Linked DNA regions of Mus musculus: regions 1 and 2 are each linked to region 3. Evidence: chromatin loops called from intact Hi-C (ENCODE). Cell type or tissue: heart. All regions are shown on one strand.

Region 1 (8,000 bases), 200 kb after region 3:
GCTCCTTGCTTAGCTCACTAGGGAAAACAACATTTCTGTTTTGTCTTGGACCATTCCCATAGGCGAAACCATTTCACCTTTGAGATCACAGTGTAACCCTTTCCTTAACCTTCACATGGTTTGGAGTTTTCAGAAAAGTAACTTCTCACAAGATGTAGGAAACTAGTGGGACTTTGTAAGTATAGGATAGCAGGCTAACATCACCACAAATGGACAGACCCCAGTACTCAAAAATATTAAGGATACACTCTCCCACTGACCTATATTCTCAGCCCCCCCCCCGCCCCCGCCCACACACACACACTGACCTATATCCTCAGTCCACAGTAAATGAATTTTTAAGTATCTGGGATACACCTAAACTGTTGCTTATTGTTTTTCTGAAATTTCATTAGCAGCCTTATATTTGCATCTGTGAAACCTATCAACTTTACCAAAGGCAACTTCCTGAGCATGGCACTAGGCACCTGTATGTCTTTATAGCTGCAGAATAATGTTGAGAAAAATTAAGGCCCAGAAAAGTCACCCATTATTGAAAGCCAACACAAATGCGTAATACCAGCAAAACAAAAACAAAAAAAAAAATTCGAAAATAGAATCTCAGATATCTGTCCCTGACACGGAGTCCCTCTCTCCTCCCTACGCTGGAAAGAGTCTGTTTGGAGAAGGGGTGGGAGTCAAGGGCAAACCAGCTTTCCCTAGGAGACTTTCAGCCTGCTCGGGTCCCTGTTTCTGGTGCAGTTATTTTTTCTGAGCACAGCAAGGCAAGCATGCCTTTTCATTCCAGCTTCATCTGCAATCACCTTTCTCTCACTGTATTCTAAGTGCTGATATAGGACTTTGATTGACTCTCCTAAATGAAAGAATGAAGACATTTACATAAAACAACCTACTGCAGGGCTTACAAGCCCTGAATCTGCAGGAATTCTAGGGGAAAGGCGACAAGACGTAAAATGCTGAAGTGGAAGTTCTGGGTGGATGAAAGGAGACGTGAACCATTTTCAGTCTAACACTTAAACAGAGTGTGGGTTACTCATTCAATCCTCTGGGTGGATTGAATAATCTTAAGCTATCTGCTCAGCGCAGGTAGAGGATTCTCACTGCAGGTTCAGCATCTACCAGCTTCACCCAGGGGATGGAAATAAGTGATTTATTTCAAGGCTTCATTTTACTTAAACAGAAAGCCAAGAAGCCAAGCTCTCTCACCTTTGTAGGACTACGGAGGGTGGATGGGTAGGTTAGGCAGGGGTGAGGGGGGTGGAGAGGGGTGGGGGGAGACAGCTGGTATTATTGCCAGCTGCCAAAGCCAGACCTTATCATTACCACATTCTTTCTGAGTCAGAGGGTTTGTGTGTCTAAGATCGCCTCAACAATGAGCTCCTGCCAAAGGACTCAGCTGAATTTATACTTTGTAGACCCCAAATAATTTATTGGGTTCTCAATAAATGGATCCACACCAATTCTGACTATGCTTTATTCTTATCCCTTTTTTTCTGATACCTCCCTCTCTCTTTAAATATTTCTCCCCCCCATGAAGAGCCTTCCCCACCCCCCATTTTCTCTGATGAAGACTCTCAGGGTTTCTCTTTTGAGCTAGTACTTAGGAACAGACACGGTGTTCTAGAAACTGAAGCAAACATACACCTCCAGGTCTTCGCTCTCATGGAGCGTATCTCCTTGTCTCCTTGTGGGGGAGTTCAGCATAGTAAGCAAGTGAGTCAGTCAAGTAGCAGGATGACGATAGCTAAGCACACTCAGGGGCCACACAATTGTCTTAAGAAAGACCAAAAGATTTGAAAAAAGGGAACTGTGACGAACGAGGCTTATCTCTGAGATAAGCCCACTGAGGACAGCTAAAAACACTTCCCACCTTTGACACACAACCTTGCTAGTTTATCTGACTGCCTGGAAGTTCATCGGGAACTCAAAATATTTTCTCATCTCCTGGACAACTGTCTATCAAGAAAAGCTGGGTAGATTTGGAAGATGGCCTCTAAGGGTACAATCATCCTTCATACTTTGAAAGAAAAAAAAAAACAAAACTAAAACTAAAAACTTTGCTCTCAAGAGTCAATGCAATAATACTTTTTAAGAAAAGTTAGTGTCAGTCAAAGAAATTGTCAATAAGGAGGGAATCCAGGCAAGGAAAAGAAGTGGGAAGGTACACAGGCAAGTTATTTCTGGCACAAATGTATGCACATTCACTGTTCAATTAAAAAGGCACTGGGTACCAGTGTTCTGAGCAGGAATTCTCCACAAGGACATCTTCCCTAAGCCCCTCCAGAGATCTGGTGATCCAATCCCTTGTGACACTGATGCCTTCCACCTTGGTCTGTAATATCATTGATTGGTTTGGTGGTCCATCACTATACCTAATACAAGGTCTGGTGCAAGGCTTGTGTTCAGCATGCCTACCCATCAATTAAAACAAGTTAGGCCTACAGAGAAATATCAGAGATTAATTTGAAATTTCGGAGTCCAATCAAAACTCCATATTCCCACACTGAAAACCATTTTGTGTCAGATCATGAAACTTGACATGGTCACACTGAACTAGAGCCCAGGCTAACTGCCTTAGGCCCCTCAACTTACCAGCAACCCTGACTTTTCATCTCACACTTCCCTGATTTTTGTTTCCATCCTTAGCATATACCAGTCTAAGCAGGAGGGATTTTCATTAGTTCTCCCGCTTTGTCTTCTACTAGATGTGCACAGTGGTGAGGGCTTCCATCTGTTTTATTCCCCACTGTGTCACTGGCAGGAAGAACAGTCAGTAGAGCGGGGTTGGAACTCAGCAAATGAGTTAAAGGTGTAAATGGGATTCTAAAACTGCTTGCAGAGATAAAGACCAGTGACATCCCGAACTGGCTGAAGCAGATCACGAGGAAGGAAGTGACTATAGCATCCATACCCCTTTCCCCACATTCCTGTTGTGGCCTTACAGGTAAGATCTTTCGTGAGAGTCACATTCCAAGCAAAGCTTCCGTCTATCCCAAGCACTCAGAAGCCAATAGTCTGCAGGTCTGTGGGAGAGCTCCGAGGTCCCTTTATAGGAAAACGCTCTGCACACTCACGTGTGTTATTTAGACATGTTGAATAGGCTGCTAGAAACCGATGTCTGTAAATTTTACATAAAACTGTTAACCTGTCATTTATATTAAACATTAAACAAACCCTGGCAAGGTTAGGTCATAGGTTTCACTAGCAACAGAGTGTTGGATCTGAGCTGTAGACCCATGTTTCAGTCCTATGCAGGCTGCTTCTTGTCTGGCAGCTGAAGGTACTGTCATTTGCGCCCCCTGCTGGAATGTTACCAAAAAGCAGGCAGTATGCGGAAGGAAAGAAAAAAAAAATTAGGAAAGATGTCCTTTGGGATCTATTTCTGTTATGTTTAAGCCTTTCCTTCAAAGAATAATGTATTCATTTTTCTAGTCCTCTCCCGGTAGCACATAACTATTGACAAACTATGGCCCAGTAAATATTATTCTAACGGCCTGCAAAAGCTATGGACTTAATTCCCTGTGGGTGGAGGGAGCTGAGAAGGCTTCATGCCAGAGGCAGTCCTGAAGATGGATTGTGGAGGCTGTTTGCATCAGCTGCTTAAGATGCTGCTTAACGCAGACACAAAAAGTAAGCTGTCTGAAGACTCGGTGATGCCTCTAGGATCTAGGGAGATGCCGAAAATCCAGGCTTGGAAAATGAGAAGGAATGAAGGGGACCAGACTCCAGGGATCATGTCAAGATGGTACCCAAGGAATAGCTCCGCTGGGAGCACATCCTGAGACTTGGATGCTGCTGCTGACGCCAGCCACTTGATCCATGACCCAAGTTGATGATAAACACTCTACAGTTTCTGTGTCCTTACACTTCTCCCTCCAGATTCCAATTCCCTGGTGGGATCATTTAACTGAGTTCAGGGCTACAAGATACAAACTAGGAAAAGAAACTCTACCTCCAACTAGGAGCATCTCTCTGACCAAGACAGTGGAGATTCTATATAGAAAAAAATGATATTTGGTTGCTGGGTACCTTCCAGACACTTAGTGGGACTTTGAGTGGTGATGGAGGGAGAGCCCCCCCCCCCCCAAAACAGTACTGAAGTCTGTAATGAGAACACATAGATCTGAATTTCAATCTGGAATCCTCTGTACCTTCAGAAAACTGACAACGTTTCCTAATCTGCAGATTCGCAATTGTTAAAATAGAAATTATACCATCTGCTCTTTTGAATAGCTGTGAAGATTCCGTTCAATCATTCATTCACTTTTCCAAACCCATCTTGGAAAATGCATTAAGTGTTTGATACTGAACTAGGCTCTAGGGACAAATTCTGAAAAAAGAGAAAAATGAAAGATAGAAAGGCAAACACTTTGTGCAGATGACCAACTTAGACAAGAGAGACCACAAAACTGGTTATGCTTCACTCTCCCCCAGCTGAGTCACTGTCTTCTAACTTTTCTCTGTTTTTGATTAAGCAATATTGTCCTTCCCTACAAATATATCTACTTAAGACATATGTACACACTAAACTTAAAAGTAAAACTACAGCAAAACACTTTAAAAGACAAGGGATGTAGGTCCATTAGTAGAGTACTTGCCTAGCACACTGGTTTGAACCACAGCACTAAAATAACTGGATGCTATAGTTTATGTCTATAATCCCAGCACTTGAAATTAGGAGCGGGAGAGCCAGATGATGTCCAAGGTCATCTTTAGCTACAGAGCAACTTGGAGGTCAGCCCAGGATATATGACCCTGTCTGAAAACAGACAAAGATGAAAAAACAACTCTAAAAGTTAACGCTGATCCTGGAAATTGTAATTCTTAGAAACAGTGAGGCTCAGAGATGACGTAACTCATGGAGAGTGCACATAAGATGAAACTTATTTAAATCTGCCCTCATTTTAGGTTTAGTGGCTGTGATGAACTCCGATGCAGGCACACCCCAATTACAATTAACATGAACATTAAGTAGATATAAAATATAAAAGCCAGAAAGGCAAATTAAATAATCAAAATTTCACAAGTGTTTTGTAGTCAGCAAAATGTCTTTTAGGTGTATTTTATCATTTCCTCTTAATCATTCTCCAGTCACTAATCTACAGGAAAGACTAGGAGACGAAGAGAGAGGAAACAGTGGGCCTAAGGTCATGGGGACAGAGGCTGGCCTCATCACAGCCTTCAGTCTCTTGCTTTCTTGTTTAAGAAAGGGAGTCTAGATAGAAAGCAGATGGTTCCATGGCTAAGTTGGGGACTGGAGAACTGCAGTGTTCATATTTTCTAACCTCAGATGAAAAGTGCTGTCTGTCCTTCTGTAACACCTTGGAAGACAGTTCACTTGTCACAGAGCAGCCAAAAAAGTGCTACACTCCTCAGCTCAGGCTCTGGAACTGGTGTCTAGATACTCATGGCAGACATAGGTTATAACCCATTCAGGCATCCCATGCTTGACTATCTTTGCCTCCTTACCCAGGAGAGAACGGGACTCAGTCCTGTCAGTGGCTGTGTGACACCCAGAGTGCAGGTTGGGTCTCAAAGAGGCTGAGCAGCACATACCAACCAGCTCATCCCTCCCCCTCCTCCCCCAGCCACTCCCCTTCTCCCACCTGCTTTGGAATCACCACTGAATTTTAACTTAAGACAGGAAAAGCTCCTGTGAATCTTCCCCCTTCCGAGAATCCCTGGGATTTTTCAAGGCTGAGAATTTCTTCTTTTGAGGATGAAAACACAAGTCCCAGCTATATAGACGAGTTTGTGTAAGGCAAAGCTCACTCTGCTTATCAAGGTGTAGGAAGGCTATAATCTGCTGGAGAGATAAAGGTTATGCCCCACCACCACCCCACCACCCCCACCCCACACTAGCAGCAAGGGCCCTCCACATGTCCAAAATCCCCTTTGTAAGATCAAGGCACCACTTTCTCACCAGATCACCTGTCCAAAACTTTCCGTCTTAAGACATGGTATATTGCGTGCACAGCAGCTTAGGAGAGGATGTGAAGCCCAGAATCATAGCTCAGTCCTGCTCACTAAGACATCTCTGGCTGCTGGCTAATTAACTGCAGAGACTTAAGAGTGCTTAGTCAGGAAGTTGTCCATCCCTGTCGAACAAGACTTAGATGGGTAACTGATGCCAAAGGGGCTCTTTTAAAAGTTCACCTTCTCATACATGGCCGTGGAGGTGTGTGTGTGTGTGTGTGTGTGTGTGTGTGTGTGTGTGTGTAACCTTACGTAATACAACAGTCCATATCAATGTTATTTTCCCAATTCAGTGAATGTAAAAATCTAACCATGTTGAAAATAAGGAAGGGCAGTCCAATGCATTGTACCTTAAGCATTCATTTGGAACTTTAGAAGGTCGGAATAATTCTAACTGTACTCACTTTTGCTGGGAAAGTAGAAAGCAAGACTAATTCCTGGTGTCAAAAGGAATTAGTACTTCAGAAATGTGGGGGTTGGGGGTGCAGAGTTGAGCTATCTCAATCTCCTTTTGTGAAAAAAAATAAAGTTAAATATAGAATTCCTGGAATAAACTCCTGGGTGGAAGCTGGTAATTGAATTTCAACAAATACAGTGAGCTTTGGGAGCAAAGCTGAGACCACAGTACCTTGTGTCCCCCACCCCCACCCCCAAAGCAGCTGGTCAAATACCCAGGGCTGGGGCACCTGGGGACTGCGCTGGAGATCTGCTCCCACCCGGATTGGGGAAATGGCTGGGAGGTGGGGCAGCCTGGGTGCTGGTGGTACTTTCCTGAGAATGCTGAGCTCAGACTGAAGCAAGGGCGAACTCTCTCCTCTCCCTTATTCACGGTCTCCTCTACTCACCCCAGCTCCTGGCTAACAAGAGACCTCCTCTGGGAAAGCAGCTTCAAGACTGTGGATGCAGAGTTGGCTCCTTGGGATCCCCCCAAAAGCATCTTAGCATAGTTAAGTATAAAAATAGCCCCGGGATAACGCGGAGGGAAGAGGAGGAGTAAGTCTCTCGCGCAAGGCAAAGCAAGAATACCACAGCTTCTGCGTTGTGTTGTGGGGGTTGGCGAGGAAGGGTGCTACTCCTGATCCAGAGGAGAACCCCGTGTGTGCAAGGAAAATAAAGTGCCTCCTTTAGCTTAGATTGTGCCATAAAGAGTCGGAGGCACCCACAAATAATTGCTAAGTCTGGCACAGCCCACCAATCCCTGGTAGGCATCTGGCTCCAGCACTGGCTTCTCCATCCTACTACTGGTTTGAGCCCCAGGTTCGGAGAGCTGGCTTTCCAGTTCCAGGAATGGCAGGGTCCAGAGGAAAGCAGCGGAGTCCACTGCTCTAAAAAAGCGGGTGTGTATGGCACACCTGAAGAGGTCAGGCTCCGAGCGAGCTGTGCACTTTCTAAATACAAGCTTCCCAGGTTCGTGTACGGACATCCATTATCCACTACCCTCCCCCATCCGCCTCCTCTATCGGTGGTACTCGAAATAGAAGCCGAGGTGGGAAAAAAGTAAAAAAGTAACACGAAAAAAAAAAAAAAAAATAACAGCCGTATGTAACTGGCTGTCTTAATACCTAAGGTCCTGCCTGTCACCTTCTTCTTCGAGTACCCCGGGAGATGCTCAGTCTCCCCATTATTGCTACCAAATGCAAAGGCAAACTAGACCAAGGCTTCCACACCCGAGATGCCCCATTCCAGAGGGACTCCTGTTAGCTGTCCCCTGGCCCAATTCTCCGCCCTAGGTGGTACCCGGGCTCAGCCAGCGCTCCACTCTAGCTGCAGTTGCCCAAGGTCCTAGAGAGAAGCTGTGGCGCCGAGCAACGGGCAGCGACGACCCTCTCGAGTCATCTAGGGACATAAATCCAGTCTTTTAAGAGTCAGAAAGTCTGGTACCTTATAGTCCATCTCGCGAATTCTAGAGGTGAGGTTTCGGAGCAGGAGACAGGAGAATCAGATAACCCCGAGTCTTGCCTCCAGTGGAGTGTGTTCTACCTGCTTTAGCCTTATCTCACCTTGGGCTTTGCACTTGAGTTAGT
Region 2 (8,000 bases), 520 kb after region 3:
ATCTGTTGTCACCCAAAGTTTTGATATTAGCCATTCTAACTTGTGTAAGGTGGACTCTCAAGATCGTTTTGATTTGCATTTCTCTGGTCACTAAGGACTTTGAAATTTTCTTTAGGTGTTTTTCAGCCATTTGAGATTCCTCAGTTGTAAATTATTCTTGGTTTAGTTCTATACCCCATTTTTTGACTGTGTGTGTGTGTGTGTGTGTGTGTGTGTGTGTGTGTGTGTGTATGTATGTATGTATGTATGTATGTGTGTGATTAACTTCTTGAGTTCTTTATATATCTTGGATATTAGCCCTTTGTCAGATGTGGGGTTAGTGAAGTTTTTTCCCAATCAGTAGGCTGCCGATTTGTCTTATCGACTATGTCGTCTGCCTTACAGAAGCTTTGTGGGATGGGGTTTTATGTGACAATGTTTCTGATTTATATGATCTCTTCCTAGAGCTGGTGCCTATGACCTTCTTTTTGGAATCAGGTTAAATGGAGACAATTGAGGTTTTTGTTGCCCTTTCAACACACACACACACCCACACACACACACACACACACACAAATGCATACACATACTATGCAGAATACATAAGGTTTGGATTTAAAAGTCATGTCTGTGAGCCTGTTGAAAATGTGAGCCTTACTGTATATAAAGAATGAAAATATCTCTTCATATAAAATCTGATCTCAAAACCAGATGCCACTGATTAAGGAAAGTTCAGAAACTTGTGAAAGGTTTTGCTATGTTCTAGAATGTGTTCCTCAAAGTTTCATAAAAGGAACTCAGATCTCCTTGTAGTCACAGTGCAAGAAAATTAGACCTTAAGAGATGTGTCTTAGAGAAAACTTTTCAGATCATTGATTTTTCACCATCAGATTAACACGTGTAGTTGATTGGGATTCTGGTGTCAGTTGATTTAATGAGTTGTTTTCAGAAGAGCAAGTGTCTCCTCCCACCTGGTCTCTCTCTTTCTCTCTCTCTCTCTCTCTCTCTCTCTCTCTCTCTCTCTCTCTCTCTCTCTCTCTCTCTCACACACACACACACACACACACACACACACACACACACACACACACACATCCATGTCTCTTCTTGTGATCTCGTACAGATGTCTGCCATGGCAAGGTTGTTTCCCTGAAGCCTTTAAAAGGGTCCTAGCTGATGAAGTTGTTTGATGATGAATTTGCAGCTCTAACACTCCACCTCCCCCTCGTTCACAAGTGGAAGCCTAACAAGGCTGTCATATATATATATATATATATATATATCTGTGTGTGTGTGTGTGTGTGTGTGTGTGTGTGTGTCAGGTTATTTTTTCTATAATATTAGAAAACACTTTGCTGATATTTTCTTTCTTTTCTCCCCATTTCTGGAATACAGAGTATAATGGCTTGGAAAGAAGTATCCCCTGTTGGGTCAAGTACATGAAAACTTGGTACCAAGTTAGTAGTAGCATTTGAGAAGATTATAGAATACTTTAGAAATACAGCCTTACTGAAGGAAATGCATCAAAGAGTTCAAAGCTTTAACACACATTCCAGTTCAGTCTCCCCATTATGTGTGGGGCTGAGATGTGAACTCTTAGTGTCATGATTCTGTTGCCTGATGGAGTGCCCCCCTTATCTTCCTGGGTAACCATAGAGCAAACAAATTCTTCCTTCAACCGTCTAGTACACAGTATAAGGATTTGAGGGCCCAAAGCAGAGAGTTGAGTTGACACTGTTTAATAAGTGTCAGTGGGTCACAGAAAAGCTGAGAAGAATGGCAGACTATCTTTAGGAGGTAAAATAAAAGTCCCAAGGAAGCGAAATCCTCGGAAATGGATTAGAGTAGAAATTCCTTGTAAATGTTCTTGAGCTCAGAAACCCAGCCTATGACAGACAAATTATATTCTGATATTGATTTTAGAGTGTCTTGAAGTTGACATTAGGGAAAACTCATCAACGTTTGGGCCTTGACATTTACAGTTTAAAAAAAAAAGTAAAAATCTGAGGAGAAAATCAAAACAAAAAAAATGGTGTTGAATCTGAAAAACAAAAATAGACAAAGCATTAAACTTTAGTGTTTCAAATAAGAAAAAAGTACATGTATATCACAGCTTACCACAGAAAATCCATTTAAAATTATTTACATTGAATAATTGAATAAATTAGAACTTATGTAGAAGTGAGCAATCAATAGCACTCTGAGTGAGTTGGGGTAAACTGAATTCCTATGATTTCTGACAGGAATATTAGACCAAGAAATAGAGACCTAGTTATAAAACCCGGATTCTAAAAGGCATTTGGCAAAGAAGCTCATGGTCTCATCACAGTGACGACGTAGGAAAGTGGGTTCTTTGACATGATAATAATTGAATGCATAGGTGTCCATGTATATTATAAGGAAGGAATTAATGAGTGAATGTCAAACCCAGCAAAGGTCTGCAGCCAGGCATCATCCGGGTGTCTTCTCTTCAGACTTATTCACTACAACATTTTAACTGAGCAGTTATCTGACTGCAGGGACATAGATAGCAGTTGATGAGATGTGACATGAAGGGCTAACTCTCCTGCACAGTGGGATCAAGAATCTTATACACAATGATCCAAAAAGTGTCTTTAAATTAAAGAAGAAGGAGGAGGAGGAGGAGGAGGAGGAGGAGGAGGAGGAGGAGGAGGAGGAGGAGGAAGAGGAGGAGAAGAAGAGGAAGAAGAGAGAAAAGAAAGGGGGTGAACTCATTTGTTATGGCTTTTTCATCATAAACCAAATTGGAGGAGGTAATGCTGGTCCTTCACTCGATCATGTTGCAGCTGACCCATTAGGGAGACAAGCCTCCAGCTGAAAGGAGTCTTCTTGCTTTGGGTCTGTAAGGAAAATGCCAGGAGCTTAATTCCTGTTGTGGTTGTGTACTGAATTTGCATACTTTATCTGCCAAAGAGACTATCCAGCCTAGGATTTCCTGACACACCAGTGAGAACACAGCTCAGGTTGCTAGGAACAGAGATTTCCAAACAGATGCAATCTAAACAGGAATCAAACAAGAACCACAAGGTAATGTGCTAGGAGGAACTTCCCCCCATGAAAGTACCTGATGGTTGCCCAACAAAACAGTCATCAGCTCGCTCATATAGATCCCAGGTAGAAGAGATGTCATGTGAAAGCAACATTATAAAGCAGTCCATCGAACATCCCTCTATTTCCATAACAAAGGAATTGGTAAGCTGCTCTTTGTTGTATTGGAGCCTCAGTTTGGCCAGGGATGGTCAAAGCATAGTAGGTAGCCAACACTTTCATGTTATGAAAAATCAAAAAGAAACGAAAATTGCTACTACTTCTTTATTTTCCCCAATCCTTTTTTTTAATCTTCAACGTTATCAAGACCCTAGTCAGAAAAGTCCACGTCTTATGCCAATATTTCATCCTAAAAACAAGTTTCTTTTGAGTTATTTCACGTTCCATCACATCACCTTTTCCCCATTCATTCTTCATTTCTTTTATTATCCTCTGAGCACTAACCAAGTATCAACTTTCTGCTAGAAAAAGTGAATTGATTATATCCCTATTAACCTTCATAACCTCATAGCATAACAATGGAAACCCAGAAACACCACCAGGTGATTGTTCTATATCACAGTGAATTAGTGACCAGAGGTAAGTCATGAGGGTTATAGAAAGAGAGAATGGAGTTCTGAACGGATGGCCACAGGGGAAGCACCTAAAGTTTCTGATAGATGTTAAAATTCAATCAATATTTAAAAACAAATCAAAGGAAGGCTTTTGTGGAGCAGACATAAGCTTCCCAATTTCTTTCAGACTTAAGGAAATAAACTTCCTTCTTCAGAAAGTCACACAGGTTATAGGCTCAAAATCTTGGTCGGCACTCCCTCTAGTGGTGAAACCTACAAACTACCCTTTTGCTTTTCCTTTGTTGCATGAAAATACTTCTTCGGTCAGGAGTTCTCAACCTGTGGGTCCCGTGATCCCTTTAGGAGTTGAGCACACCTTTTCAGAGGCTCCCATATCAGATATCCTCCATATATGATATTTATATTATAATGCATAAAGTATCAAAATTACACTTACGAAGTAGCAATGGAAATAATTTTATGGCTGGGGGTCACCACAACATGAGGTTCACAGCATTAGGACGATTGAAAACCACTGGCTTATATATTGCCCATAATAATTATTTAAGGTGTAAACATATATTTAAGAGTTTTGAATTTGAAGAATAAATAAATACTACCTAGAAACATGTCTGTGGAAGTCATTTAATAGCCACAACAACTATGAAAACATAAGCAATTGATCCTACCCAGTTAGGATAAGTGTCTAAAACCATAGAACAAACTTGCAAAATCATGTAAGCATGTAGACAGAAAAAACAGACAGGGAGGAGAATTTTGATATTTGTCCCAAATAATTTTCTCAGCTCAGAAAATAAACCGCTTCAGCAATCACTTCTTAGCTTTTTATTTGAAAAGTCATGCATTTAGATAGTCCATGTGTCTCAGTTTTATGAGGGTAATGTTGATTGTACAAGTGCATTATATAATTACCAATAACATCTTGTTTGTTAGCTTTAATGCACCCCATTTATATGATTTGTTATGTGCCTTAAATATATGGTGTAGGAGTAGGCTTTTGTGTGTTTGTTTCCTGTTTTGTTTTCTTTTGTATTCTTTTCTAGGGAGAACTAGGCTAATGGGGGGAGGGGAAGGGATTGTCACTGAGACATTGAGGTTTGCTACCTGATTAGTATCAAACAATGCACTTTTCTGACGAATCTTTGAAGCTAATCTGACCAATGTCTCAGATGAATATACCTCTGTGTCTTAGTGAGTAAAGATAACTAGAGATTAGAGAGAATATGAGATGTGGATATTTTCATGTATTTAATAACACGTACGTTTTCCAGGGAGTGGGGAAGTCATCTTGAGTCACATATTCCTTTGCACCTTTTGCCTCTTCCGAAGTCCTTATAAAACATTTCACACCATTTTAAAGTAATTCTAAAACATTGCCATTTATGCTCAACTCTAAAATGCTGTCTTAAACGAAATAAAGTAGGGGTGATAAAAGATGATAAAAGGTTTTTTTTTTGTTGTTGTTGTTTATTTTGTTTTGTTTTTTGCGAAGTTTAGTTGCTCATAGCCACCACAGCTGCATATTTGGTTCTGGTTAAAACCCAAACATTAAATATCTTTAACATTGAAAAATAAGCCAGGAGGAGTGGAGAAATTTATTTAACACCATACAATGGTACAAAAGGCAGTCACTAAAAATAACAGCAAAGAGCTCTATTTACTGGAATGGGAAAATGGGAAATCATTCATAACATGTCATCCAATGGAACAAGCAGTTACGGTCAAACGGCTGCAATATTACTAACAATTTAGGCAAAATTATAAAATATATAGTTATATGTTTTATATGAATTAAAAGTGTCCCTGGAAGCTGCTCCAGGATTCATGGGTATAAAAACGGTAAGAGAAAATAAACGTTTGGAATCAGGTCTCTCAAAGCCGTAACCAGCAATGTCAAGTCAAACTCTTGCTGGAAATAAGGAGCCCAGATGTAAGACTTACTTTGGTCTCTGAATTCTTGAGTCTTGACGGTTCTTGACTTCAGTTGGTATTTCCTGACACCCTGACCCTCCTGGATAAAGTCCATATTTGGTTGGGTCTGGCTTGTGTGTGTTGCTAAGGGTTCTTGTGATGGAAGACAGACTTTAAGTATGGTGATGTCAAGAAACAATGAAACTTTGAAGAGTACATTTAAGTATGGTGATGTCAAGAGACAGTGAAACTTTGAAGAGTGCAGCCTATTACACACACACACACACACACACACACACACACACACACACTTGAGTATCAGACTTTATACATATAAGTTGTAATACTGGAGTGGGACCAAAATACATTCCAACTTTATGAGGAGACTCTCATTGCACCCTTACACAGAGAGGAACAGACACTTCCTCATTGGTGTCAGAGGAAGCATTAGTCTTCCCCAGGGATGAGTCTCTTGAGTATTATCCAATTTCAAGCTATTAGCCCTGGAAACATATGCATGGAAGTCACGTTAAATGACACACCCGAATAGATTAATATATTCATTTGTTTAAATGTATATGTAAGAACAACAGTTGCTGTTGAAGAGGAAGGAGGTGTGATCAGACATGTGAGGGGTAAGAAGGAGGGGGTATATGATATTAATATATTAAATTAAGAAAACACATATGATAAAAATATGTTCAATGTCGCCCAGAGAATGTTTAAAAATGACAATTTACTGTCTATGCTTTATAGAAACATACTTTATTTATGAAAATACGTAACTAATTTCCTTTTATTATCAAAAATATGTGTTAAAGCAGGTATATCTTCAATTGTGAAGTTGTTCAAAGGAAATTTGTGCAGCTTGTGTGTTTGAATGAATTACAAGCCTCTTTTCTGTAGACTGTATGGTTTGCATACAAGTTGAATGGTCAGTTAAGACAAGGAAACCGGCTTCTGCAAGGCCTCTTCGCTGCTGTAGATTTCTCTCTATCTCATTTCCCCTCAGCAACGAAGAGAAATCTAACCACAGCAAAAAGAAGCTAATAGCAGGCATGGCTGGATCTGTCTAGTGAGTCATCCTCCTAGCCGAGAGTAGTCTGTAGTTATTCATAATGCCTGCCAAAACGTTTCCAGGAGGGGTCCCTCCTCATATCCAGAGTAAGTATACTAGTAGATATTCTTAAAAGGGGAATAATCCCTGCCTTGTCAAGCTGACTAGGATGCAGGAAATCATATCTTTATTTCTTTCCTGTAGTGTGTGCCATGCTCAACATTTGATTATCTAACCATTGGTTTAGTTACTGGAATGAACAAAGAAAACACTTTTATTATCACTCACTAAAATTTGTGCCTTATTCTGTATATTGCATTTATCAACTAATTGCACATCTGTGAGTCACTTTCATTACATGAGATCTCTAAACCAGTTTTTCTAAACTTTTACTTAATACTATTTTTTCCCTACAACTTACTAATTGAGTAAACCAGCAGAAGACAAAATGTTCTGTTCTAATAATAAACCTTCCTTATTTGGAATAAATTAATGAATTTAATGAAGAGTGGTATTGCATCTCATTTTTGCAGCTATAATAAAAGGATCTATAACTATGTGATATATTAAGAAAAAAAGTTTTGTTCCTTAGAATTTGGGAGACTGAAGGTCTCATTTTGGCTTCCAGTGAAAATATTCTGGCTACACCCCAGGATGGCAGATGGCACCAGACAAGAACAGACATGAGAAAGAGAAAGAAGTCACATGGCAAAGATGAATGTAAGAGGAAATGGCAGCCCAGGATCACTACTTTTATAAGAATTCACTCTTTCTAGCAGTAACTGAGATTTGTCCAGTGACAGAAATTTTTCTGAGGGAGCACTCCAATGATCTGGCTACCATCCATTGGTCTCTCATCCTTAAACTTCCATCTCAACATCACATGACGCATTGTGTGTGTTAAATGGTGTTACCACATATGAGATTTCCCCAGGAGCCACATACTATTTAATAAAAAACCCCAGTGCCAGGCAAGATATGTTTCCCTTTGAAGTTTAGGTCAAGGAGATCAAAATCATACAGGATGTTTTTATTATCTTTGCTTTCCTCCCAGAACTTGAAATTAAGACCCCTCTGCTGAAGACACCACACACTTCAGACACACAACTTGGAAGAATCGAATGGAACTTGCCTGAAATCTTTCTCCATAAGAACTAGTTTTCATGGAATCCGTGAGTGTTATACAAGAAGCCAAGGAGTAGAGTGATCAGCCATACTACTCAGGTACAATGCCTACCAACCACCATAAAGCAATTAACACGGCAAGATATCCTGAAGGCTGTAATAGTGGCACTTATATCGTGAGGATAAAATATATCAGTCAAACTGAATTTAACACCACCCAACAGAAGGAAATCAGTGCCTGTATGTTACACCTATTCAGCTTCTATAGGCCTTACTGAACAGCC
Region 3 (8,000 bases):
AAAACTTGGCTCTGAATGTGAAGGCACACCAACCATAATTTGGCGACCTCTGTTTAAGATTAAAGAAATAGAATACGATGGTAAGACTGCTTGTGGCTACAGGGTGGAAGAACTTCTGCAAGTTGTCCTCTAACCTCCATTTGTATGCTTTTGTATGTGCCTCTCCCCTCCCTCCACCACCAAATAAATGCCTGTAAAACTATGTAATAGTTTTCTCACTATTGTTTCAGTGAGACTAAATGACTTATATGAGGTGACATCATAATGACTTGTTGAGGCTAGCAAGGAAAGCATGCTTCTTCATTCCCAGTGTAAGGTGATGTTCTGAACCAATCTTTACAGTCTCTTATTGCCTGTGGTAGGAACTTATGACAGATACTTGAGAATAGAAAATGGAACAAGAAAAATTGAATACCACAGTAAGTGGTCTCTGGGCAATGCCATACATCTGTACAAAGTTGGTAGTGATGAGTAAGACTGTTATGTAGAAGGCTTAAGAGGGCAGAGTCAAGAAGAAGCTCTATTGGTAGTCCATATGGTGAGCCTGAAGAGTGGAGTTGAAAAGAATGTCCCTGTTAGGTTGGATGCAGGATACTTGCTGCTGCAGAGGAAGAAACCACAGGATGCCCACTGAGACACGGGAGGGGGAGCTTCTCGTGAAGGTGGAAAGCAGCAGGGTAGCACAGTGTGGTGAAGCAATTGTCACAGTGGGTTTGTGGACTCTCTGAATGAAGTTTCAGGTCCAAGGACCAACTGAGTCCGACAATATTTTTATTTTATGGAATCATAGAAAATCTGATTTCCAGGCCTGATAAGCTGAGATGGATGGCTGATTCCCAAGGTGAGCCTGAAGCTACACAGCTGGCTTGGGATACTTGGACGTGGCAGGAAGCAGAAAAGACAGATGAGTGTGAGGCCAGAGCCAGAGCCAGGGCCAGAGCCAGAGGAGCCAAGCTCTCAGATCCAGTACCAATATGGGAAACAAGCCCAGGGTGGCGAGGCATGGGGGAGCAATTATCAGTAGCTTTGTGCTTCTGTATAAGGTGCTCCTTTTCAGTCTGCTGCTATGTCCACATCTTCAAGCAGATTCCCAATAGAGTATCATTTCTCAGTAGACAGCCTTCTGCTCCTACTCCACTCTCCTGAGCTCAGGTCTTTCTCCATATTCCCCATGTATCTGAGCATCTCTTCACCACTGCTTAGCTCATCTGTCTGTATTCTTCCCCATCTGTTAGGAATTTTTGGATTCCTGGGGGTCGAAACTTGTTCTAGAGGGCAGTTGAGATGGCTCATAGGTAAAATATTTGCCAAGGAAGCCTGATAATCTAAAGTTAGTCCTCATGTTCCATGATGGAAGGAGACAACTCATTATTTAAAATTGTCTTCTTATGCCCCACCACATATACACAATGGCATGTGTTCAACCATATATACACAACAATAGTAATAAAATAATAATAATAATAATAAATAGAAATAGTAAAATAAATTTTGTTAAAGTTAAAAGAAAGAGGTCGTCTCACATGTTCATTGCTGTCTGATCCTTGGCTGCAGAAAAAAAAATATGAGCAACTTCCTCATTTTTCCCCACAATGCTAGGCTGGATCTTAAAACAGTGAGCCAAAATAGTATCAATAAGAAAGGAACTGTGTTTTAGAATATCTCTATACTATACCTTACACATAGGTACATGCTAGACTATACAGTGGGGAGTGAACACTGAGGAGAGACACCCAGCTTCTTTGTTGAGGATGTATGTGGTTATGTTCATTTCTCAGTAGCCCCCAGGATTGGATTTCGTAGTCACTTCCATCCTGAAAACAGGGAAACTGAGACCTAGAGAGACCAGATCATCTGACCTGAATGTGGAACCATGATCATAGGGGAGAAATGACATTTGATGTTTTATCTCAGATTACAGAAGTGGATCAACGGAATCGCCAGAGCACAGGGGTTTTGTTACGTTATAGAGGGAGACTATGGAAATGGATAAAGGAAACCATTGCAAACTGGTGAGAGTCTTCAAATGCTGTGTTTTGGGGTATTTCTTTTGTCCATCAAAAGGGGAGATTGTTTGGAATTATCTGTAGAGTATCCAGCTCCTTGGAAAAGCTCCTAAAACTCAAGGATCATGCTTCACATGTGTACTGGCTAGTTTTGTGTCAACTTGACACAGCTGGAGTTATCACAGAAAAAGGAGCTTCAGTTGAGGAAATGCCTCCACAAGATCCAACTCTAAGGCATTTCCTCAATTAGTGATCAAGGGGGAAAGGCCCCTTGTGGGTGGGGCCATCTCTGGGCTGGTAGTTTTGGGTTCTATAAAAGAGCAGGCTGAGCAAGCCAGGGGAAGCAAGCCAGTAAGGAACATCCCTCCATGGCCTCTGCATCAGCTCCTGCTTTCTGATCTGCTTGAGTTCCAGTCCTGACTTCCTTTGGTGATGAACAGCAGTATGGAAGTGTAAGCCGAATAAACCCTTTCCTCCCCAACTTGCTTCTTGGTCATGATGTTTGTGCAGGAATAGAAACCCTGACTAAGACAACATGGCTAGTCAATTTCTCAGAAATTTCTCATATCTCTATGTTAACATTCAATGAGTGGATGAAGCAAAGTTTATCAAAGTTTACTATGTCTTGCTTGGTTAGTCTTTAACAAAATAGTGCTTAACAAAAGACTGTTTAACAAAACATCACTCACTGGAAGCAAGTTAGAGAATATCCACAATAGCCCATCTATCTTTCTACCTGATAACTAGAAAAACCCTTAATCTCTTTGAGAATAAAGTGGCCTAGCTGGCATTCTCCCTCCCCCCAAAACTGGAAAGAAATGAGCAAAGCACAAGGCTCTAAGAGTCATGGTTTTGAACTATGTGTACTTCTCAGGGCTAACATGCTGATGATTAGGTTGTCTCTTGGGGAGATCCTTATATGTTCCCAGACAGAGCTCTCCAGCCTTTGATGGATGACATCTTTTGATGACATCCTTTGATGTCCTTGTCTCCTCTGATATATTTGCAAGCTGCATTTACATCTGGGCCCTATTTGCAATATCTTTCCACTCATTCCTGCTGCTGAACCAATGTTAACAGCACATCGATGAGTCAGATATCCCATTGGCCTTGCATTCTATCTTCCATTTTCAACATACTCCAGGGTCCCTGAGAACAGAACAAATTATCCGCAAGTGCCACATGAGATCATCTTGACATAGTGGGGCTCAGGTGTATCAGCAAAAATTGATAGATATGTTTATTCTTCTTGATTGTTCTCTGCAGAACAGCTGTTTGTATCCTGGGGTAGTGGATTCAAATGTTTGCCTACTTTTGCCTGGTCTAAGACTCTGGTCATATCCATTTTTTTTCCATGTATCAGTTTCCCTTCCATGACAGTATAGTTGTGTACTTGCGGAAAGTCTGGGTGCTGATGGATGAGTCCCCTGTAAGAGTGGAACTTCCAATTGGTTATGGCCCTGTCACTTTCCTATGAAAGCCCTGGAGAGAAGGACCATGGCACCAAGGCTTAGAAGCTTTGCAAATCCAGAGTATAGTAGAGGAGTTTGCTTTCATTAAGGGCTGGAAAACTAAATAAATGGAAGAATGTCTGATTGATTTCAGGTCACACAGAATAAACTGTCTAGGATCTAAGAGATCTGTCATGAGACAGTCAGAAGGCTGAGCCTACTCTAGCAGGATTTAGAAGGACTGTTGTCCAGGGCAACCATGAAAATTATATTACATTGGTTTATATATAACCAACATTGAGTCTTCACCGATTACTACAAGGAATTCCTATATTGGTGATTTTGTTGCTCTATATTATATCATTAAATTTAATCTAAATTTATCAATCTAAATTTAGTTGTCTGTTTTAACATTCACATTTTCCAGCACACTTTTGTGCTTTGTAAATTTCAAAAATTTTAGCGATGCTATAGATATAGTGAGAAAGCCAAAGGAAACCAAACACCATCAAGCCTTTAGTGCTAGAATGAAGTGAATCTAAATCTCCACTCTGACATTTGCTGATTGATGGTCTTTAGTCTATAGAAGGTCTTCTTTCTATTCTATGATAGGGAACCCCAGAAACTACATATGTTGTGTCCTTGTAATAAGACACAACACAAAGTAGATATTCAATGTGTTTTATAGTCTTCTTTATCTATAATTGTTATATAGGTCATGTTGGCCAAAAGTTCTTAATATTTACACTTTACCTCCCAAGTGCTGAGATTAGGGTTCGTACACCACAGCTAGCTTCTTTCTTTGCTTTCTACAAGAAAGAATAAACAGGACTCTACCTATTGAAAGCATGTCACTATTTGCATCCATCTGTTAACCAATAGTTACATCCATTAACCAATACCTACATTGCTCTCTGCATCCATTCATTAACCAGTAGTTGCATCTATTTACCAGTACCTACATTGTCTTCTGCATGCAGTCATTAACCAGTAGTTACACATCCATTAACAAGTAATAACATTGTCCTCTGTAGCTGATTAGGCACTGGGATACAGCAACACCCTTGACCCTTGCACTCAGAGATCAGTGGTTACACCTACTTTTGTATTGAGCTAGAACAAATAAAGATCCTTCAGGGTGAAAAACTATGGGTCATCATAGGCTTTCATATCACTTTTCCTCAAAGGACTTAGTCCAAAAAGTGTGTTTAAGGAGAAATAAGCAGTACATGGGATTCATCAAAAACCTTTTGTCAAAAACACAGCAATGTGTTTGATAGAGGAACTGCCCGAAGTGGCCTCCCTGCAGCACTCAGCATTGTAATGGCTTCCTGAGAGGAAGTGTGTGGATAAGTGCCAGGAGGCCAGGCACTTGATCTTCGACCAATGTAAATATTATCCCACTGCTGCATAAAATGATGTTCTCTGCTTTTGATCCATTTCCTCTTGATAATAAACAACTCAGCCAAGTCCCGGTGCAAAGCATGATCCATGAAGCTGTGGAAGCCTGGCTCTACTAATTAGTCTTATTAGACGGGTTGATATGGGAAAGTAATCTCTATTTCTTTCCAAGGAAGGACCTGGATTTTATACAGACAATGTTGGGTGGAGCTCTGAGGTTGTGCAATTTAAGTCTTCTGGACACATTTTTTTTCTACATTGTACTCTAAACAAACACAGAAGAGAATAGGAAACCATCCCACCCATCCCTGGGTTTTATTCCTGTCTTGGCTTTATCTTTTCTGTCGTCTGACTATAACATTTTGACCCTAGCTTTTGCTTCTTCATGTCTCAGAGTTTAGCTCTTTTCTATACACTACATTTTGAGTGATTCAGTAACCCCATCCAGCAATGCTGCTGATCTTACCTCTGAGTCAGAAACGGCCTATGTCTCAGAACAAATCAGACAATGTATGTGAAGGACAGTGGACAAAACAAAGTTGGCTTCTATAGATCTCCCTGGGGTTTAATGTCACACTACGATACAAGTTAACTTCTGCTTTGGGTTGGACAAAATAGAAATTAGCCTCTTTGTTGTATTGATTTGAACTAATTATAAAATTATCCTAAATCTTCAATCCTAATTTTTAAGGTGAGACTACAGTAATACCCCAGCTAATGAGTGCATTAAGAGATCTTAATGAAATAATGCACACTTATTCCATGGTGGCTGCTTATAAATATGGCTCTTTTGTCCTTTGCATAGAATATTTTTGTGAACTTGCCTCTGAGAATGTTCCTATACAAGTTTTTTTTTTCAATTTCCTCATAAAACCAATGAATTAGATGAAAAGGGTGCTCCCTCAGGCAAGAGCCATTTCACTTTGTGCATAAAATTCCCCAGGATGTAGCCCCTGTGGAGTAAATCATCACTCAGAGTTTGTGAATAGCTTTATGTGACAGGTGTGTGTGTGTGTGTGTGTGTGTGTGTGTGTGTGTGTGTGTGTGTGTGTGTGTGATTGCTTTTAGAAATACAGAGACTGTGAGGTGGAAAATGGCTATCTCCATGGCCCTTATTTGTCTCCTGTCACTGAGCCCCTGATTCCTCACACCTGCAATTAGCACTTGGAGGCCTCTAAAGCCCCCTGCCCGAAGATGCTTTTTACCTGTCTCTCACAGGGACTTTGTTGTGTCTTGACGCTAATATACCTGGAATTATTCCATTTCATCAAGTTTTAGGGTGACAGCAAAGATGAGAAATCATGAAAATCCAAACCCCGCAGTATCTTCTGTCTCCTGCACCAGCTTGAAATATCTGATGGATTCCTGGAGCTACTTTGTAATACTAACAAATGCATCAAATTTACTTCAGTTTCAGTCTCTGCGTGTGTCCTTTTGCTCTTCGGGTTAATTATTTCCTGAACCATTAGAAAGAGTTTGTCTTTGAGAGTGTGTCCATCTCCTTCTTCTGTGGGTTAGGAATATTTGTTCAGGCCTGCAGCTCAGCATCCTTCAGTATTAGGAACTAGAGGATATGTTTTGGAAGCATTCATATATTTCAATGAATTCTCCAGTGAAATCATCCTATCTACCCCTAAATGAATTGTCCAGATAAAATTATCCTTATGTTCATGCTGTCTCATCTATTCCTAGAATGAAATGATCAGACTTGTACTGCTTTGTTTTATTGTTATGTGGACACAAGCTGGGGTCATTGCGGAGGAGGGAACTTAAACTGAGAAAAGGCTCTCACTTGAGTAGTTTGTGGGCAAACTTGTGGTATGTTCTCTTGATTGATGATTCATATGGGAGGGCTCAGCTCACGGTGGGCAGCTGGGGGGGTTCTTGGTGCTATAAGAAAGCAGGCTAAAGAAGCTATGAGGAACAAGCCAGTAAGAGGCACTCCTCCATGACCTCTGCATTAATTCCTGCTTCCTGGTTCCTGCCTTGAGTTCCTTCCTGGCTACCTAGCCAGGAAGCTAAAATAAACCTTTCCCTTTCCAAGTTGTATTTGGTCATAGTATTTTATCACAGCAAAAGAAAGCAACAAATATAACACTCATCTTCCCAAGAGGTGATTTCCTATTGCCTCTATCAGTGTGGCACTGGAGGCCATAAGAGATAGATAACCTTCAGAGACTGTTATTGCAATACGTAACTAACCCGGTCTATTCTCCCTCCTGGGATTACTCTGACTCTGACCACTGAATTCCCTGTACAGCACTGCAACAGTGTGGAAGTTAATGAATTGGTTTTTTGACTCCATTTTACTTGTTCAAATGTGATAGAACATATGTATCCACTTCCAAAGATTGCTTCTAGGATTTAAGAGGTGAAGCGCTTTTGATATAACTTCTGTATCCAAGAAATCACTTTTACAAACTTAGTTTTTCTTATGTAAGAAGATGGAGATCCATCTAGAGGAAGACTGTGCATTGGTCATGCTACACACTGGGAAAAAATGGGTTAAGAAAGAGGTTTCTCAACAATTCCTCTGTAAACTGTTCTCTACCGTGTCTATACAACATGGTTTGTGTGTAGACAGATGTGGGAGTAAAAGTCACAGAGAAGATCACAATGATTGATGCTGATGCTGAGAGGGTCAGTGTGAGCGCTGAGTACTGAGTCACAGAACAATGCCATGAAGTCTTCCTGAAAAATGACCTGAGCTCTGCTGGAAGGAACATAATGTAGTTTTGTAACCGTGCTTATCATTTCTCTGTGTTTGCATGTGTGCTGTCCACGTGCACAGTACATCATGATGGAGTAATGCCAACCACTTCATTTCTATCTGGGGAAGAGCTAGAACCTTGTTCATCTGTTTCATATCTTCTTAAAACTCTAGGTCCAACCCCTTGTGGTCTATGCAGGCACCTGCACTCACATACACATAACTAAAACTAAAACCAAGATCTCTTAAATAGAAAGACTCAGCATGCACATTCAGGAGGATGCCTGGGCTGTGCATCTGTCTGGCGGCACTGTTTGTGAGTCATCATTTAAATTCTCCAGTTCTCCATGCTGGACTTTAAATTCAGAAGAACCGGTGTCTGCCTTTAGTCAGAAAAACGTTACCTATGAAAATAGATAGCAAGATGGAGTC

The links. A loop is a pair of places that touch in the nucleus more often than their neighbours do. Peaks named below come from ENCODE experiments on the same cell type or tissue, not always from the same donor. Only the 100,000 strongest peaks of a DNase experiment are listed, where the experiment ranks them.
Region 1: it touches region 3 in a loop (2.0-fold over the local background); 4 of 42 quality-filtered maps call a loop at or near these places.
Region 2: it touches region 3 in a loop (3-fold over the local background); 3 of 42 quality-filtered maps call a loop at or near these places.

What each region holds. Positions count from the first base shown.
Region 1 is chr5:39,636,361-39,644,360 of GRCm38, forward strand. All of the region lies in intron 1 of Hs3st1 (heparan sulfate (glucosamine) 3-O-sulfotransferase 1), which reads right to left. Among named protein-coding and RNA genes, the nearest start is that of Hs3st1, 4.3 kb to the right of the region's middle. In heart, a CTCF peak has its summit at 3,315 (motif pointing left); a DNase peak (open chromatin) is centred at 7,231; H3K4me3 peaks cover 1,385 bases; H3K27me3 peaks cover 1,350 bases.
Region 2 is chr5:39,957,324-39,965,323 of GRCm38, forward strand. No RefSeq gene overlaps it. Among named protein-coding and RNA genes, the nearest start is that of Gm35191, 24 kb to the right of the region's middle. In heart, a CTCF peak has its summit at 3,866 (motif pointing left); no DNase peak of the experiment used is centred here.
Region 3 is chr5:39,433,152-39,441,151 of GRCm38, forward strand. No RefSeq gene overlaps it. Among named protein-coding and RNA genes, the nearest start is that of Gm25377, 84 kb to the right of the region's middle. In heart, no CTCF peak of the experiment used is centred here; a DNase peak (open chromatin) is centred at 4,850; H3K27me3 peaks cover 449 bases.